Linked DNA regions of Homo sapiens: region 1 is linked to region 2. A link is a loop called in an ENCODE intact Hi-C map of the cell type or tissue named here. Cell type or tissue: PC-9. All regions are shown on one strand. Each heading gives the region's core, and the rest is flanking DNA. Links, peaks and the distances in the headings are about the cores only. Region 1 has its middle 20 kb from the start of SLC1A3-AS1. Region 2 overlaps NIPBL (NIPBL cohesin loading factor).

The links. A loop is a pair of places that touch in the nucleus more often than their neighbours do. Peaks named below come from ENCODE experiments on the same cell type or tissue, not always from the same donor. Only the 100,000 strongest peaks of a DNase experiment are listed, where the experiment ranks them.
Region 1: a loop joins it to region 2, with 4 times the contacts of the local background. A loop is called at or near these places in 1 of 110 quality-filtered maps.

Annotation. Positions count from the first base shown.
Region 1 is chr5:36,743,308-36,746,226 of GRCh38, reverse strand. No RefSeq gene overlaps it. Among named protein-coding and RNA genes, the nearest start is that of SLC1A3-AS1, 20 kb to the right of the region's middle. RefSeq lists a silencer at 1,420-1,509. In PC-9, for the core only: CTCF peaks have their summits at 1,249 and 1,449; DNase peaks (open chromatin) are centred at 876, 1,446 and 1,776; H3K4me3 peaks cover 2,272 bases; H3K27ac peaks cover 1,854 bases.
Region 2 is chr5:36,927,760-36,930,678 of GRCh38, reverse strand. All of the region lies in intron 1 of NIPBL (NIPBL cohesin loading factor), which reads right to left. Among named protein-coding and RNA genes, the nearest start is that of NIPBL, 52 kb to the right of the region's middle. In PC-9, for the core only: no CTCF peak of the experiment used is centred there; a DNase peak (open chromatin) is centred at 1,558; H3K27ac peaks cover 1,824 bases.

The DNA.
Region 1 (2,919 bases), core at 240-2,739, 180 kb after region 2:
CATAAAAAATTGGTAGTAGATACTTAATACAGTGAATTTACTAAACATGCAGCACATACTGTTTACGTTGCTTCTATGATAGTCATTTCTGCCTTGTATATTCTTACCTTGTAGAGTTACATCATTCTTCTTGTTTGGATTTGGGTTCCCCATCTAGTCTCTGAGCTTTCCTGGGTTGGACTGTATAGTCCTGCTGGCTGTGCCTCTCCCCACTCTACCCCTTAGCAGTAATTAGCAGAGAGCTACTACTAAGCATCAAACGGGGCAGACATTTAGCTGAGAGCAGTTACAGTTCTCTAAAAGCCACTGCCTGTTCTGCAATTTTCTAAGGTAGTGTGTTGACACGATGGGAAATTGATAGAAAGACGTTAGAAGAAAGTATAATATGTCATAAGGCAGTCAGTGCTTCCTAAACTTTAACGTGTCTGCAGATCACCTGAGGATCTTGTTAAAGGGCAGATTCTGCCTCACTGGGTCTCCGGCAGGGCCCGTGAATCTCCATGTAACAAGTTCCCCAGTGAAGCCACGGACTAAACTCGGCAGGAGCAAGGGTATGTGTAAGGGCAGCATTGGAAATCAGACCTTTCAAAGGTAAAGAACTCAGGACGCACCCCTGCCCCAACCCTGGCTGCCCACCCCAAGCTGGGCCACCTGGGATGGCACCTGGCTGGCCCCTGAGTACTGTGTGCGTGCGGGACCCACAAGGGCCCGGCCCCTCTCCCTTCCCCCATTGCCCCAGAACCTGCCGGCTGAGCCTGAGTCGGAGCGCAGCCAGGTGAGGTGGGACGTCTCCACCCGCTCCCCCTGAGACCTGGCAGACCGGTTTTACCTGTCCTGGTCCGGAGGAGGCTCCCGACTCCACTGCAGACAATCCCTCCTCCTCCTCCCCGCCACCGTTCTAGTCGACTACTCTCTTCGTTTTGCTACCTGACACTCCCAAAGCCGCAGAAAGCAAATCCCCAGCACAGCAGCTGGTCGAGCACGGGCTCCAGCGACGTGTGTGAAACTGTTCAACCCAAAACACAAACACCAGCCACTGACATGTTTTAAGAAACGCTACAGTTGGATGACTGCGGAACCAAAACAGACCAAATGGGAGGCAAGAAGGGAAAGCAATTGGCCCAGTTCGGTTGTAGCAGCGGCTCGTGTTACACTCCCTTTGCCAGTTAGCGTCGTGGGCGTTTGTTGCTGTGTTAATTACAGTTCCTCCCGGAGTCGGAGGCGAGAACAGCCCTTGTGGAACAGTTTCAAGTGGAACGTTCCACCAGGAAGAAAACAACTGCCTTCCTCCCCAGCTGGGGAGGGATTCCGCCAGCCGCACTCGGGCAGCCCTGCGGTGCGCGCGGACACCTGCGAGCCGGGCACCCTCGCGCCCCTGCAGCGCGGCTGGAACTGGGACGCCGGGCTGGGGGCCGTGCCCAGGGGCCAGCTGCCGGGACGAAATAAAGCCTTGTTGGCTCCCCCTGAGGGACATGCCTGGCACAGCAGGCAGAGCGCACTTTTCAGTTTTCCTGTTTTCTCTAGAGTTCCTGGGAGCTCCCGGGAAGCAGCGGGGCGCGGGAGGAAGATTGTTTTATCTTCGGATGGGCGGGATGAGAATGGGCGCCAGGGATTCAGAACCAATCAGGGACAAACTTGAGACGGCGCAGCAGGGTGGAAAGTCCACGGTTGGACTTGATCCGGTTCCATATCCTACCTCTGCCTCTGATCAAGTGTGTGACTTTGGGCAAGTTGTTCCCAAGTTGCCCAAAGTCGTTCCACTTTTCTGAGCACCGTAGTCTCACACCTACCTCAAAAGATAGGGAAGAGGTCATACACCTATGTGGCATTGGCTACGTTACCGGGACCCTTCTAAACATATGATCCTCGCAGCAACTTTATAAAGAAGTACTTTTTAAATTGCCATTTCACTGGATCTGTTCTGGGTGATAGTTAGTCGTCATCAGAAATGTGATACTGTGGACGGAAGCATAAGGTTGTCCTCCCCTAGTAACAGTGATCTGTATCTCAGGAGGCTCCCTGTGGTGGGGAGTCTGGTGTCCAGAGCAGGGCTTGTGGGAGAGGGAGATGGAAGGGCTGAGTCCTAGAGATGTTAATGAATGTGCCCACGGTCACACAAGCTGATGAGTGGTAGGGCCAGGATTGGAAACAAAGTGGTCTAGTTCCAAAGTCCATGCTGTAAGCACAGCACTAAACTGCACGTTAAATGATAATGTGTATGTAAAGCACCTGAAGAATAGCAGGGAGGTTGGTGGTTTTTATTGTTTCCATTATTACAGACACATAAACATCAAACTAATCCGAACTAGCAAGGAAAGTGGCAGAGCTGTGAGGGTCCAGGTGATTAAGGAAAATCCATCAAAGGCAGCTGGACAGGAAATGAGAAATAGGAATGTGGATCTCAGCTCTAACTCCATCAATGTAGTCATGCCACCATGCAAGGTGTATCCGCAGCCTAGACGTGGTTAAAGATCCTAGAAAATCAATTAGGCCAAGCCACAGGGTGAGGATGGCTCAGCAAGAAGGGTATGAGTCTATGAGTCTACACCAGTCTCCTGTTACCAACCTGTTCTCTATCAGCTACTTAGTCCAAAAATTCTGAACTGTTAGTTTTTCTACTATTTCAAAAAATACATTTGTCTGCAGTGCTATTTGGGCTTCTTAAGAGTAAAATTCTTGGAATCAACTCAAAAACTGCAATCTAAAAACCACGGTGTGCACTAGAAACTGCCATTTATGCACACTTATGGGCTGGCACAGACACCTAAAATAATATATGGGAAGTGCTTCAGAATGAAAGCTCTGGGTAATGATATTTTAAAAGGATACCATACATGTTTTGATTGGAATGATAATCTTCCTGGGAGAATTTTGTCATGAATGTGTGACTTTTGCTCACAGTTTCATGTCCTTCTTGGT
Region 2 (2,919 bases), core at 240-2,739:
AAATTCTACAGCTAACTTCCCTATCAGGAGAAAAACAAAAATGCCTGTTCTTATTCCTTCCACTGAATATTGTCCTGTAGGTTTTAGTTAGTACAGCAAAACACCAAAAAGTAACACATTTTAAGAAAAAAACTTAAAAAGATATTAAATGCATTCAGATTAGACAGGAAGAAATGAAACTGCATTATCAGATGACACTGTCCAGTATGTAGAAAATCCTAAGAAACCACCAACGAACAACTAGAATCAAAAAAAAGCTCAGCTAGATCACAAGATAGAAAATCAACATACAAAAATCAGTTGTATTTCTATATTCTAGCAAAAATGCAAAAATGAAATTAAGAAAACAATTCCATTCAAACTAGGACCATGAAGAATATTTGGGAATAAATTTTTAAAAATCAGTATAAGATTTGTATTTGCACACTGTTATAAGACACTGCTGAGCCAAAAAGATCTAAAACATTCCATGCTCATAAATTAGAAGACTCAAAATTGTTAATATGGTAATTCTCTTCAAATTGATCTATAGATTCAACATAATCTTTTTCAAAATCCCAGCTGTTTTTTTTCCATAGAAATAAGCTGATCCTAACTTTATAGGAAAATACAAAGGATCTAGAATAGCCAAAATAATTTAGTGAAGAAAAAAGTTGGAGAACTTATACTACCCAATTTCAAAACTTACTATGAAGCTACAGTAATCAAGATTGTGTGCTATTAATATAAGGACAGGTATACGGATTGATCAATGAAGAGAATCTAGAGTCCAGAAATAAATCTTTGTATTTATGTTAGATTTTTCACAAAGATGCCCACAAAATTCAATGGAATAAAAGACAGTCTTGTCAACAAATGATTTTTAGATAACTGGACATTTACATGCAAAAATAAATTTAAAAACAGACCATTAACTTATACCATACACAAAAATTAATTCAAATGGATCAAATACCTAAATGTATGAGCTTAAACTATAAACCATCTAAAGGAAAATATAGGAGAAAACATCTGTGACCTTAGGTCAGGCAGAGTTCTTAGATGACAAAAACAAGGCAGAGTTCTTAGATAACAAAAACATGAGCCATAAAAGATAAAACTGATAAACTGGATTTCATTAAAGTTAACAATTTTCATAGTTCAAATGATATCAATAAGAAAATGAAAAGACAAGCCATAGACTGGGAGAAAATATTGCCAAATCACAAATCTGATGAAGCTCTTGTATTCAGAATTTAAATGAACTCTCACTAGTGAACAAGAAGATAACACAACTTTGAAAATGGGCAAAGAACTTACTTAAGACACTTCACCAAAGAACACATATGAATGGCTTATAAATATACAAAAAAAAGTGCTCAATATCACTTCACCAAAGAACACATGTGAATGGCTTATAAACATATAAAAAAAAGTGCTCAGTATCATTAGTCATTAGGTATATTCTCACTGAAACCACAATGATACCATGACACATCCATTAAACTGTCATAATGTTATAAAAAAAGACACTATTAACTGTTGGTGAAGATGTAGAGAAACTTGAACCCTTACACACTGCTGGTAGAAATGTAAAATGATACAGCCACACTGGAATACAGTTTGGCTGTTTCTTAAAAAGTTAATTATCATATGACCCAGCAATTCCATTCTTAGGAATGTATCCAAGATAAATAAAAACGTATGTCTACACAAAGATTTCTCCATGAATGCTCAAAAAAGTATTACTCATAAAAGTAAAAAACTGGAAATTATATAAGTATCTACCAACTAGTGTATAGACAAACAAAATATCATAATACAATGAACTACCATTCAGCAATAAAAAAGAACAAAATACTGATACGTTATGTCATAAATGAACCTCAAAACATGCAAAGTGAAAGAAGCCAGATGCAAAATACTACATATAATTCTTTTTAGATGAAATGTCCAGAAAAATTTATAGAAACAAAGAGCAGATCAGTAGTTGCCAGGACTGGAGAGGGCTGTGGGAGTTGGGAACTCACTGCAAATAGGCTTGAGGAAAATTTGGGGACTGATGAAAAGGTTCTAAAACTAGAAACCATTAAATTGTATACTTAAACAGGTGAACTTTATATTAAGCGGATCATACCTCAATAACGTTGTAAAGTAAAATTGCATCTAGAGATATTAATCTCCTTTATCTAGCTCTAAACATTTCTCCTTAGGTCAATATATTTTTCCTTAAGAAATTTTTTTAGTTAGTAAAAACATTTATTGTACATACTGATCATATACAGTACTAACAATTTCTGGGAATGCAAAAACAAACACTGTGATTTGGTTGTATTAATTAGCTCTAACTTGCACTTGACTAAAATTTCTTGAGAAGAATAGGCAAAGCAATCATGTTTTTAAGCAAGCTTACAAACTGTCACCTGCATGTAGTTAAAGACTACTTCACTTACCCTAGGATGACAGTTACATTCAATATAATTACCCTGTTTTGAAAAGATTCACTGATATATTAAAGTAGGAAGGCATCTTACAAATAATCTAGTCCAATCTCTTCGTTTTACAGATAAGAAAAAGATGAAATTACGTGTTCAAGACCACACATTCAAAGTTAGTTGCAAAGCTTCCCAGTCTCCTGACTTTCCTGCTCTTTTTGTGCATCGAGTATGGTTTTATTGAAAGAAAGTGGTAGAAAATTTAAAAAAAAAAAATCACTGCAGCCGGGCATGGTGGCTCATGGCTGTAATCTACTTCGGGAGGCTGAGGCAGGTGGATCACCTGAGGCCAGGATTTTGAGACTAGCCTGGCCAACATGGCGAAACCCGTCTCCTTTACCACTTTATTCTCCCTTGGTGATTTCCATGTCTCAAGGATTTTAAACACTATATATATTAAAGACTCCAGCCTGGACCTCTCTCCTGAACTCCAGACTGGTATATC